2 separate regions of the Homo sapiens genome follow, and region 1 is linked to region 2. The links are chromatin contacts, found by Hi-C or POLR2A ChIA-PET in ENCODE. All regions are on one chromosome and are shown on one strand. Each heading gives the region's core, a stretch centred on a gene start or an enhancer-like site at or near the end of the contact. The rest is flanking DNA. Distances are from core to core; before and after follow the strand shown.

Region 1 (6,173 bases), core at 3,151-5,650, 140 kb after region 2:
GGTGGCTCCTGGGGAACTCATGCAATTCAGCCCTTAACATACTATGTTGTGGGGATCTGTCCATCTGCCCTTTGGGTGAGAGCTTCCCCTCTAGGGTTGGGACTGAGTCTGACTCAGCTTTACGTGCCCAGGGCCCAGCACTGAGTCTGTTGGGATGAACAGGATAGAAGTTTTATCACCAAGTTTCAACACTGCTCTCTGTCTGTACCTGCCTACCTGTGTACCTGTCTACCTGTGAACCTGTGTACCTGAGTGGGAGAGTGTGCCCTGGTTTCCATGCATCAGTCTTTGCAGGAATGTCTTTCTGCCCACTCTTCCCTTCTCCACCCTCCAAACCAGATAGGATGCTCCTTGAGGGCAGGGCGAGCTCTGCTTCATCTCTAAAAGCACAAATGCAAAGTGGGAGCTGGTAAAGATGTGTGGAACTGGGTCTGGATTTTGCTAAAAGGGACCTGTTCAGGCGGGAGCCCTCTAGGCAGGGTTGCTGTTGTGGCTTCCCATGAAGGGCCTGAGCAAGTCCCTGTGCAGGGTCCAAATGCTCACTCTTCATGGGGTGGGAGGGTCCTTTCCATTCAAGCATGGAGAAGCTGCAGCCCCAGAATCTGCAGGCTCAGCCTCAGGGGCTGGCTGTCCACGTTGGGTCTTCACATTCCCATTAGCCAGTTGTGGGGCTAGCCCTGGGGCTCTTCTCCCGGGGCTGCCAAATACGATGGCTCTCCAGAACAAAGGGCAGCGTTGTTTCTGCTGCTGCCTCCATAGCCTCCCTTGGGAGGCCGGGAGCCAGGACTCAGACAAAGTGTGGGTTTCCTCTCAGGTGGACAGCACGCCTGCCCTCCCGCCTATGCAGAGGCCACAGAGATATTGCCCACCAGATTCAGGGCTCTCATAACTCTTTCAAGACAATCACTTTATTTATATGACTTTGTTTAAAAAACCCACAGACGATCCACCACGGGGACATCTCCGACTGGCTCAGCTTGGTTCTCTCCTATCCTCTGAGTCCATAACTCTTAGTCTTTTGATTCTCCCAGTCCACACACTATAAAAATCTTATTTCTATAAGGTCTTTTATGGTTACCAAGATAGTCAATAGTGTCATTTTCATTCATATCATTCTGCAGGGAAGTTAGAGGAAACGAACCAGACAGAGGAGAGCTATAAATAAGGTTCAGCTACACAAGGCCCCAAGCAGATCCCACTGTGTTCTTTTAAAACTACTCATGCACAGAATACACACACACGACATATACCTATGCACATGTATGCCCAGTCATGCTAGAGACAGGTGCACACGAACTCACCCATGCACACAGGATGCTTTGTCCACATGCTGCTTGCATACACACACGCATGTATGTGCTTGCACAATTTAGCAGTTTTAGAAAAAAGCCCTTTATGGGATTTGCCTGTCTTTGGAGGGCCAAGAGCAGGCAGCAGTACTTGCTGTGGTGAGATGGGGGTACTGAAGCAGGCCAGCTCAGAGAACGCATTCCAAAGCCATGAACTGCAAGGCTGGGCACCTGGCCATCCATGAGCTCATGTGTGGGGAGCTTTGGAATTCCCGCCAACACAGGAGCTTAGCTCCGGCCTGAGTGGCAGAGGCAGCCACCCAGCCAGCACTGGGAATGCCGGGCCACTCTCAGAGCTTCCTCTGACTGTCTCTTGGTGTCATCTGAGGGCCAAACCCCTCATTCTTTGGAGGAGAGCCAGCTAGCTTCACCATTCTGGTTTGTGCCTTGCTGCCACACCTGATTGTCCACAGCCCTGCTGCCCACAGCTTTGCCTTCAGGGCAGGACCCCAGAGGAGGAGCATAAGTTGTGGCCCTAGAACAGAAAGCAGGAAGCCTTGGGCACTGAGGCCCAAGAGAGGCAGAGAGAGAGCTGGCAGGGGAGGGGAGGGTAAGAAGTCTTCCGAGGGAAAGCTGGGGAGGAGCCTTCCCCATCTTTCCCTGACTTTCTGTCTCTGACAATGTTATTGCCACTGCCTGGACCCCTGGGAGCAGGTAGGGGAAGGGAGGGGCTGCATGGCTAGTGCCAGAGAACTGTACTCTCCTTAGAGAATTCCAGGCTCATTGGCCTGGGGTGCAGAGGAAGGAATGGCCGCTAGAGTCAAGAGGTCTGGGTTCTAGCACTGACTAGCTGCACACTGCAGCCTTTTGCGATGCTGGGCAGACACCCTCCCCTCTCAGGGCCGCTATACCCCAGTGAACCGTAAGGAGGGATGCGCTCTCAGGTTCCTCCTAGTTTGGGAACTGCAGGTGGATTAGGCACACTTCAGGGTTCCAGGGCAGGTGTGTCTCCTTAGCTTCCCCATCTGCAAAATGGGGCTGATGATTTTTTACTGTTGGCGACATCCCAGGGACACTGTGAGGGAAACTGGGCGAAAGTCCAGGTGTACGGATGAGCTTATTTGGGAACTGGTGGCTTTGGAACTCATAACGAATGCAACCCATCAGGGTGCCCAAGACCTTGCAAAGGATCCCCTCCTACCCCCAGCTTCTTTCTTCCTCCTTACTACCCAGCACCCCCTGTACTCCCCCAGCACTGGAGAGCTGAGAATGCAGCCCAGGGCTCTGAGCTCGAGGCCTTGGAATTCCTCTATTCCCCTACTGCCTTCTTCAAGGGAACTATTAATTGTAATTTAAGCCTCCCAAGTTAAAAGCAGCGTGCAGATTTAAGGATTCTTTCATCCCAATTACACATCGTTTCTGGCTGCACTTTAGTGCCAGGCTTTTATCTGTTGTTCTGGGGAATCACTTATTGGCCAGAGCAGCGGGCTCCACGCAGATTGCTCCCTGATTATGTTTAATGGCAAATGGAGAGTTAACTCTCCTCCCTCCCCGGAGCTGTGTCGGCACTTTTCCCAGCCCAGCCGAGAGCAGCCCAGGGGAACAGGAGGGCATGGAATGGGGGAGCTGCAGGGACCTCCATGTCCTGGGACTGTTTGTGCAGGGCTCCGAGGGGACCCATGTGGCTCAGGGTGGCTAAGGGGGCAATGCTGCCCCCACCCGCTGGATGACCCAAGTGCTGTGTTTCAAATGCTGATAGCAGCCCTTTGTTTATTCTACACATTCCACTACCATGGGAGGCTACTGTGCATTCATGCCTTGGGCTGGCCTGTTTCCTCACCCACACTGGAGTGTGCCCGGCAGTTAGGGCCACTGCATCAGTCTTATACACACTTGCACACTCCGGGTGAGCCCAGCTCCTGAACCTGCACTGCCACACGCACACTCACACACACTCACACTCACAATCAACATCTCCATGTGCACGATCACACTCGACTTGCATAGACTCCCTACTCTCACCTGCGAGCACGCTCTCAGCTCAGTCCCAAACATGCACAGGGCTGGACCCTTCTCCACCATCAAATGGAGACTTTTCTGTCTGTCTTTTTGTCTTTTGCTCACAGAATTAGGCTGCCAGAGGAGCTTGGAGTGGATCTTGGAATGTCAGGTGATGAGATCATAGACTCAGACCCCTGTGCCATTGAGCCCCCAGGGTCACTCACTTCCACTGGGTTCCTGAGCCCCAGTAGGATTGTACCTTGTCACAGAGTTTGGGCTGGCTCAGTCCTTTGGATGCTACTCTGTGAATCTCAAACTTGACGCTCCAAAGCAGAGCTCCTGGTCTCCCCCAAACCTGCTTCTCCTGCAGTCCTCCCCCGTCTCAGCTCTTGGCAAGTCCTTGCTTCCATTGCTCAGGACAAAAAAACCCTGGAGTCATTCTTGACTCCTCTCTTTTTCTCACTTCCTACTTCTAGTCCATCAGCAGATCATGCTGGCTGTATTTTAAATACATATTCTTAATCTGATCACTTCTCACCACCCCCACTGCCACCACCTCGACCAACCCCACGAAGACCTGGTTTACTGTAGCAACCTCCAGACAGGCTTTCCTGCTCCTGCTCCTCCCCTCCATGCGGCAGCCAGACCCTGTCCTTCTCTGCTCCTCTTGAAGAAATACTTGAGGACCTTACAGGGGCTTGTGAGTCCTTATGTGATCTGCTCCTTTAACCCCACCCACTCCTGACTTCTCCTCCCCTATTTTCTCTCCTGCACTCCTCTCCAGCCACAATGACCTCCTTGCTGCACCCGTGCCTTAGAGTCTTTGCTGTTTCTCTGCCTAGAATGCTTTTCTACCCGATCTTTGCTTGAATAACCCTCTTCCTCCTCCTTCAAGCCTGCTCCAATGTCACTTCTTAGTGAGATCACCTTAAATATCCTATTGATCCTGCAACCTGCTGCCCCTTCAGCCCTGCTCTCCCAATCCAACTTACTCTGCTTTTATTCTTTTTTTTCCTTTTTCTCTTTTTCAGCAGAACATATACCTTCTATCACAAGTTGGGTGCACTGGGAAACAGACTCCGACAGAGACTTCGGCTTGCAGGAGGTTTACAGGGGAAGGCTCTCACAGTGGAGGAAGCAGAACCAGGCAGAGGGAACAGTTGAATTGTGATGTAGTCACAACAAAGGCCTCAGCTGACCCCATGGGGAGCTGTGAGCTGGGGGGACTTTCAGAGTCGCTCTGCATTAAGGTGAGGGGGCTGGGGAACTTATAGCTTCATCTACCTACTATTGGGTGTGGGCTGCCCCCAGGGAAGGGGAGTGACCTTGGGTAAAGCAGCTGTCTTCTTTGAGCACAATTCTGGGGAGGGACTCAGCTGAATGGCTTTGGCCACCAGTGCTCAAAGCAGCTGGGGGTGAGTGCATCCGCTCAGAAGTGGAGAACTGGGTGCCACACCACAGCGTCCACTTTGTCTTTTACTATACATAAATGAGTAAATGTTAATATATAAAATTTATTGTTTGTTGTCTGGGTGCAGTGGCTCATACCTGTAATCCCAGCATTTTGGGAGGCCGAAGCAGGTGGATCACTTGAGGCCAGGAGTTAGAAATCAGCCTGACCAACATGGTGAAACTCCGTCTCTAGTAAAAATACAAAAATTAGCCAGGCATGGGGGCATGCACCTGTAATCTCAGGTACTTGGAAGGCTGAGGCAGGAGAGTCGCTTGAACCTGGGAAGCGGAGGTTGCAGTGAGCTGAGATCATGCCACTGCACTCTAGCCTGGGCAACAGTGAGACTGTCTCAAAAAAATAAAATAAAATAAAATTTACTGTTTGTCTATCTCTCCCTCTAGAAAAGTCCCATGAGGAAAGGGGATCTCTGTGGGTATAGCTCCCTGATGTTTTCCAAGTGCCTGGAACAGTTTTGGCCCATAGTAGGCTCTCCATATATATTTGCTGAATGAATGAATGAACCTGCCCGTTTTTCAGTGTGCTGCTTGTGACTGCCATCAATTTCACTGGAATCTCAATCCCAGTTTTGCTACCAACCAGTTGTGCAAACTATGGGCAAGTTGTCTAACTTTTTGGAGCCTCTGCTTCTTCATCAGTAAAATGGAATAATAGAAGTACCCATCTGACAGGGTTTTAGGATGTAGTTAACTAATGTTTGTAAAGCGCTTTGCAGGTGCTTTGGACAAAGCTGATAGTCACTGAATATTAACTTGTTGTTAATGTTGTTAGTACCTTGGGCTCTCCTTGCTTTGGGTTGCTGCCAGGATTCTTATCAGACTTGAAGACAAAGCCAAAACTCCAGCTGGGAAATCTTGACTTTCCAGGTATACAGGAAGAGGTGGTGTACAGAAGTCTGATCTGCAGAGGTCATTATTGGTTAATGAGGATAGAGGTCTGCTTACAAGTCTCTGGCCGGAATCCTTGCCTTGGGGCAGCTCAATGTGTACCTGTGTGTGTACATGTGTCTGCACACATGATTGCACAGAGTTAATGCAAGCTACATTCAAAGCTGTGCATTCCTAAAGGATAACTGCTCATAGGTATTAGGCCCATATAGGAAGCCAGTCATTAGCAGGGTCAAAAGAGCTATCTTTCCTTCCTATCTTCTGCTCACTCTTTACCTTCTACGTGGGCTTCTTCCCCATTGCTCCTCTGAATGAACTCACTTCCCAATATGCAGTGACTTCCTTGTGGTCAAGTCCAGTGGTTGCTTACTTGACCTCAGCAACAATACTGACCACCACTCTCCATCTTTACTTCCCTGATTTGGGTATAATGAATACCATGGTATGTCTCCCTGGCTTTCCTGCAAAAGGACTCATTGAGGCACTCTGTTCTCCCAGTCAATGAAAGCATCTGTGGCCAACAAT
Region 2 (6,247 bases), core at 2,102-4,601:
ATCTCGGCTCACTGCAACCTCCACCTCCCGGGTTCAAGTGATTCTCCTCCCTCAGCCTCCCGAGTAGCTGGGACTACAGGCACCTGCTACCACGCCCGGCTAATTTTTTGTATTTTTAGTAGAGACGGGGTTTCACTGTGTTAGTCAGGATGGTCTCGAACTCCTGACCTCATGATCTCCCTGCCTCAGCCTCCCAAAGTGCTGGGATTACAGGCATGAACCACCACACCCTGCCTGGACTAGAATTTTTAAATAGAGATGGGGTCTCAATATGCTGCGCAGGCTGGTCTCAAACTCCTGGGCTCAAGCTATCCTCTTGCCTTGGGTTCCCAAAGTGCTGGGATTACAGGCATGAGCCACAGTGCCAGCCCAATTTTTTTTTTTTTTTTTTTTTTGAGACAGGGTCTCACTCTGTCACCCAGACTGGAGCGCAGTTAACTCCATCTCGGCTCACTGCAATCTCCACCTCCCAGGTTCAAGCGATTCTTCTGCCTCAGCCTCCCAAGTAGCTGGGATTACAGGAGGGCACCACCATGCCCAGCTAATTTTTGTATTTTTAGTAGAGATGGAGAGTTTCGCCATGTTGGCCAAGCTGGTGTCCGCTCAGCCTTTTTGTTTTTTTTTTTTGTTTTGAGTTGGGGTCTCACTCTGTTGCCAGGGCTGGAGTGCAGTGGCACGATCATGGCTCACGGCAGCCTCGAACTTCTGTGCTCAGCCAGGTGAGGTGGCTCACACCTGTAATCCCAGCACTTTGGGAGGTTAAGGCCGGTGGATCACCTGAGGTCAGGAGTTCAAGACCAGCCTGGCCAACATGGTGAAAACCCATCTCCACTAAAAATACAAAAATTAACTAGGCATGGTGGCGGGCGCCTGTAAGCCCAGCTACTCAGGAGGCTGAGGCAGGAGAATTGCTTGAACCGAGGAGGTGAAGGTTGCAGTGAGCCAAGATCATGTCATTACACTCCAGCCTGGGCTACAACAGCAAAACTCTGTCTCAAAACAAAACAAAACAACAACAAAAAAAACAACTCTGGGCTCAAGCAAACCACCTGCCTCAGCCTCCTGAGTAGATGGGACTACAGCCATGTGCCACCATGCCCAGCTAGGTTTTTCTATTTTTTGTAGAGATGGGGTTCTCACTATGTTGCCCAGGGTGGTCTTGAACTCCTGGCTTCAAGTGATCCTCTGGCCTCAGCCTTCCAAAGTGCTGGGGTTACAGGCGTGAGCCACTGTGCCCAGCCTGGTCTGAAATTTGACCTGGACATTCTCAGCATAGGCCCAGGGAGAGAATAGGGGGCCCCAGGCCCATGGGGCTTGCTGAGGACACCAGTGGGGAAAGTGGTCGCTTCAGTCCGGTCAGCCTGACTCTAGTAAGCTTAACTCTTGAGATCTCTCATGCAGGTCCACGGATGTAGACACCTGCATGCTGCTTTGCCACTCACAAAGTCCATGCCCACCACAATCTCATCAGATCTCACAAAAGGCAGGCAGGACAGAGTATCATCCCCATTTTACAGCTGAGCACAAGGAGGCCAGGAATAGAGCAGGTTCATGCCCAAGGTCCCGATCAGGACCCAGGTCCCCTGCCTCCCAGCCCAGAGCTCTTCCCTCTCCCTAAAAATGCTGCCCTGGTGATGAAGCGGATGGTGACATGGGGGTGGTCAGTTTTTAAGGGCAGGGGAACAGGAGATGCACCAGAGCCTGGCTCTTCTCCTCAGCTGCTAGCCCTGTGATTGGAAGACACCCAGAAGCCTTTCCAATGCCCCATGCCAACCATTCAATCCTTCTGCCCCCACCCCCAACATGCCCACTGTCCAGGAGGACCCTGGCCAGGTCCCACAGCTGTGAGTCAGGATCAGAACAGACCCCTCCCCCACCTTCTAGAAGCTGACAGGAGACTTAAGGGGAGAAATCCAACTCCCTCAACCCTCACCCTCTGCTACCGGGCACCAACCCCAAGCTCTGCTCTCCCCCATGTGGCCTGGAAGTCAGAGAAGTTTAGGGAAGGGGGTTGGGGAGCAAGATCCCGCAGCTGCTCTGGGGACATGAGAGGAACAGTTCATTCACCCTGGGTCCCCCAGGGCTGAGGCAGCCCATCCAAGATTTGAGTTCAAAAATAAGTTGGGGCTGTCTTGGTGGCTGTGTGTGTGCGTGGGGCTCTTCTTGATCTCGAACTTACTGTCTCAGGGCCTCTGCCTCATGGGGGATCGGTAGGCTCAGAGTTTCTGTTTCCCCACAGCCTCACCTCCCAATGGTTCAGGCCCGGGTAAGTCAGGGGCTGTCCTGGAAGCTGTCAGACCACCTAGGTCTCTCTGCCCCCACTTAGTCTCAGTTTCTGGTGTCTGTCTCTGCTTCACTCAGCATCTCTGTGTCTGGGCACACTTCAGTCTCTGTCTTTAGGTTTTGGACGGCTCTGTATCTTGACTGGCTGTCCCCCAGGGGGCCCATGCCTCTGTGGATCTCAAGTCTTGGTCTCTTCTTGTCTACATGGCTGAATGTCTCAATCCCCACCACCTCCCTTTCTCTGTCTCTGCATCCAAGTCTCTTTCGCCACCTCTGCACGCCTGAATGTCTCTGTCTCTAGTCTCTGAGCGTCTCTGCAGGCCTCAGAGAGCAGATTCAGCATGAGGCCAATGACGCCCAAGCCTCAGGGCACCTCCAAGGCCCGGGGAAGGGCCCTAGGGAATGTGTTCGCTGGGGTCCCACGTATGCTTTTTCTGAAAATGCTCCACAAAGCCTAGGACGGCCCCCATGCCTCGGGTCTGTCCACCAGTAACTCTGTACGCCCGGTGTGTCCTTGTTTCAGTGGTCTCGGTAGCCTCCTGTGCCTCGAGTCCCTGCCTGTCTCGGTCTCTCGCTCCACCGGGCTTTCCGAGAACCTCAGTTTCTCCAGCGCTTCTGGTCGGTCGGTCTGTCTGTCTCTCTCCGGCTTTTCTATTTCAAACTTAGCCCCCTCCCCCGCCCAACTCTCGCTGCCGCCCCCGCCCCCGCCCCGCCCGATAGCCCGGAGGGGTCCAGTCCCGGCGGGCGCTGTCCCGGGCTCGGCGTGCCCCGGGCACCCGTGGCCAGAGCCCGGCGGGTACAGGGGACCGGGGCCGCGGCTGGCCTCAGCCCTCCGCGGGTCCCTTCGCTCCCCGGCCTGGGCGCGGGGGCGGACCGCCAGGGCTGGGAGCCGGGGTCGGCGGGGCGCTCACCTCGAAGCGGGCGGCGGGAGCGGGGAGCGCGCGGCGCAGGCGGGGCCGGGAACCGGGCGCCGCGTCCCTCGGCGGCTCCTACCTGCGGGCCGGGCCAAGCGGGGGCCGAGCGAGCTGCCGGCGAGGCTGCCGACTGCAGACGGACCGTGTGGGCGAGTGGGAGCGCGGCCCCAACCCCTCCCCGAGGAAGTGAGCGCGGGCCCGCCCCGCCCGGACCCCGCCCCCGGCCCCCCAGCCCGCCGCGGGGGCCAGACCCCGCCCCCACCTCCCTTTCGGCCGCCAGTCGGCCCGGCCCCCTCCTCCCGCCCGGCCTAACCTGGCTCTCCCAACCTTCAAGCGGCCGGGACCCCGCCCCTGTCCCCTCCCCGCAGCCTCTGTTCTCCTCCCCTCCCACCCCCCATCCCCAGCTGCCAGAGGGAGACTGCTGTATTCCATCTCAGGCCGGCGACACGAGACCCCGCAGACCATGGTCCACTGGGGGAGTCCTCTGGCCTCCTCGGATCCCCCCACCCCTTCACCTTACCCCAGGGGTGACACTCAGCCCGGCCTTAATCCAGCCTGGAGGAGGACGTTTTGACTCTGCTGTCATGAGCCTGTCAGCGGGCACCAAGGTGTTCTCTGAAAACATGGGACGAAGAGAGGACCCCTCCCCACCATAGGGCCTTGACCTCCAAAGGGTTTTATTCCACAACTTTGAGTAGCAAAAACAGGGGTAACCACCTCCCCACTTCCAGCAGCCTCCTGACACTGAGAAGTCCTGCCTTGCCTGGGTTTCCGCAGTGCCCAGGAATAGTTTTGACCTTTGAGGCCCGGGGGAGACCCTAATCCTCGGCCCCATGATCTTTGGGCTTCTAGGGTGGGGTGTGAGGAGTGTGAGAGGATGGGGCACCTCAGGGGTGGTGGAGGAGAGGGGAGGGGACCTCTGCGGTGTCTGAGCCTCTGGCTTCCTCCCTGTGTCCGTGAGGGAGGACTGGCGCCTGCTAGGGACACGAGGCCCCTCCAGGTCCTTAAGGCCACCCCCCCTGGGATCCTCAGGCTTGTCACTAGGAATAAATAGCCTCAGTCTGGAAGAGGTGGGGGAGGGAGGGAGGCAGGAGGCTCTACTGTGCTGTTTGTGGAAACAAGAGACAACAAATCAACCCCGGAATAACCTTAGCATCTAGAGTGAAGATTCAGGTGCCCACAGAGGCCTCCCCACACCCCAGGCTGGGTGTAGCAGAGCTCTCACGGAGGAACTAACACCCTCCCAGGCTGGGGCTCCTGAGAACCTTTCCGTCCCATCTCTGCATCATGCCTGGGTTCCTGGGTCCCAAGTCACCCACCAGGTCTGGTTTCCTTTCAAAATTAAATCATTGCTTGCTTATTATTGCTGTTGTTGCCTAAATGGTAAGAGCCATGAAGGCAGGGCTCCGTTTTGTTCCCCACTGCCTTCTCAGTACTTACTCCAATATCCGGCACATAATAAACATCTGATGAATGAATGGATACCAGACACTGCTTCAGTATGTATGCCCCTCTAACATCCTCGGTTTGGATCACAGGCACCTGCTATCTGGAGTCCAGGCAGTGAGCATCCAGCCCATGGATGGGGCCTTTTTCTGGGATTTTTTTTTTTTTTTTTTTTTTTTTTTTTTTTGAGATGGAGGCTTGCTCTGTTGCCCAGGCCGGAGTGCAGTGGCGCACTCTCCGCTCACTACAACCTCCACCTCCCAGGTTCAAGCGATTCTTCTGCCTCAGCCTCCCAAGTAGCTGGGACTGCAGGTGTGCACCACCACGCCCGGCTAAATTTTTTTTTTGTATTTTTAGTAGAGACGGGGTTTCACCATCTTGGCCAGGCTGGTCTCAAACTCCTGACCTCAAGATCTGATCTGCCTGCCCCAGCCTCCCAAAGTGCTGGGACCACAGGCATGAGTGACCATGCCCAGCCTCTCTGGGATGTATCTTGCAGGTGTAAGAGACTCCCAGCCCAGGGGAGTGCAGTGAAGACTACTCAGCCTTGGTGGAGTGGGTACCAAGAGGAGGTCAGCTCTGGGGGACGGGAGGGCAAAGGTGGGGAGCCTTCAGAAAGCAAGGGGTTATGAGTGAGTACAGAAGGGGCCTGATAAAAGGCAGAGTATTGGAATCTCTGTTCTTGATGCATGGCTCTAATCTCTCCTAAATAGCCTTAATGAGAGCCAGTACTTCCTGAGTTCTTTCTTTGCACCAGTCCTGAACACTTTACATATATTGACATACCTGATTATTCAATAACTTTATTAAATATATGTGCATCTATATTTGTTTGTTTTTGAGACAGTGTGTTGCTCTGTCACCCAGGCTGGAGTGCAGTGGTGTAATCACGGCTCACTGTAACCTTAACCTCCTGGGCTCAAGCGATCCTCTTACCTCAGTCTCCCAAGTAACTGGGACTACAGGTGTGGGCCACCACACTGAGCTAATTTATTTTAATTTTAATTTTTTGTAAAGGCAGGGGTCTTATTAAGTTGCCCAGGCTGGTCTTGAACTTCTGGGCTCAAGCAATCCTCTTGCCTCAGCCCCACAAAGTGCTGGGATTACAGGCATGAGCCACTATTCCTGGCCTAAATATATATTTTCATCCTCATTTTAAAGATGAGAAAATGGAGGCACAGAGAGATTAAGTAACCTGGCAAGGGCGACACAGGTAATAATGGCAAAGCTAGGATACAAATCCCAATGGTTGGCCGGGCTTGGTGGCTCTTGCCTGTAATCCCAGCACTTTGGGAGGCTGAGGCAGGAGGATTGCTTGAGCCCAACAGTTTAAGACCAGATCTGGGCCAGGCGCGATGGCTCACGCCTATAATCCCAGGACTTTGGGAGGCCAAGGCGGGCGGATCACGAGGTCAGGAGATCAAGACCATCCTGGCTAACGCAGTGAAACCCCGTCTCTACTAAAAATACAAAAAAATTAGCCAGGCGTGGTAGCAGGTGCCTGTAGTCCCAGCTACTCTGGAGGCTGAGGCAGGAGAATGGCGTGAACCCGGAAGGTGGAGTTTGCAGTGAGCCGAGATTGTACCACTGCACTCCAGCCTAGG

Evidence for each region. A loop is a pair of places that touch in the nucleus more often than their neighbours do. ChIA-PET counts read pairs that join two places held with the same protein, here RNA polymerase II (POLR2A). Pooled maps may share reads with other maps.
Region 1: a loop to region 2 is called in a pooled map, with 2.4 times the contacts of the local background. The contact joins the promoter of LINC02786 here to the promoter of FHL3 in region 2. A Hi-C loop is called at or near these places in 2 of 50 pooled maps. POLR2A ChIA-PET finds 5 or more read pairs at or near these places in 5 of 52 experiments (GM10248, H1, MCF 10A and 2 more).

Annotation. Positions count from the first base shown.
Region 1 is chr1:38,137,175-38,143,347 of GRCh38, forward strand. It overlaps LINC02786 (long intergenic non-protein coding RNA 2786), which reads right to left and starts at 4,401. Exons shown (of 6, transcript XR_001737991.3): 1 at 4,283-4,401. It overlaps LOC105378654 (a long non-coding RNA gene), which reads left to right and starts at 4,497. Exons shown (of 7, transcript XR_001737987.2): 1 at 4,497-4,540. RefSeq lists an enhancer at 2,943-3,856.
Region 2 is chr1:38,002,163-38,008,409 of GRCh38, forward strand. FHL3 (four and a half LIM domains 3) reads right to left here and starts at 3,352. Exons shown (of 6, transcript NM_004468.5): 1 at 3,195-3,352. RefSeq lists an enhancer at 1,362-2,170 and silencers at 3,023-3,382, 3,413-3,472.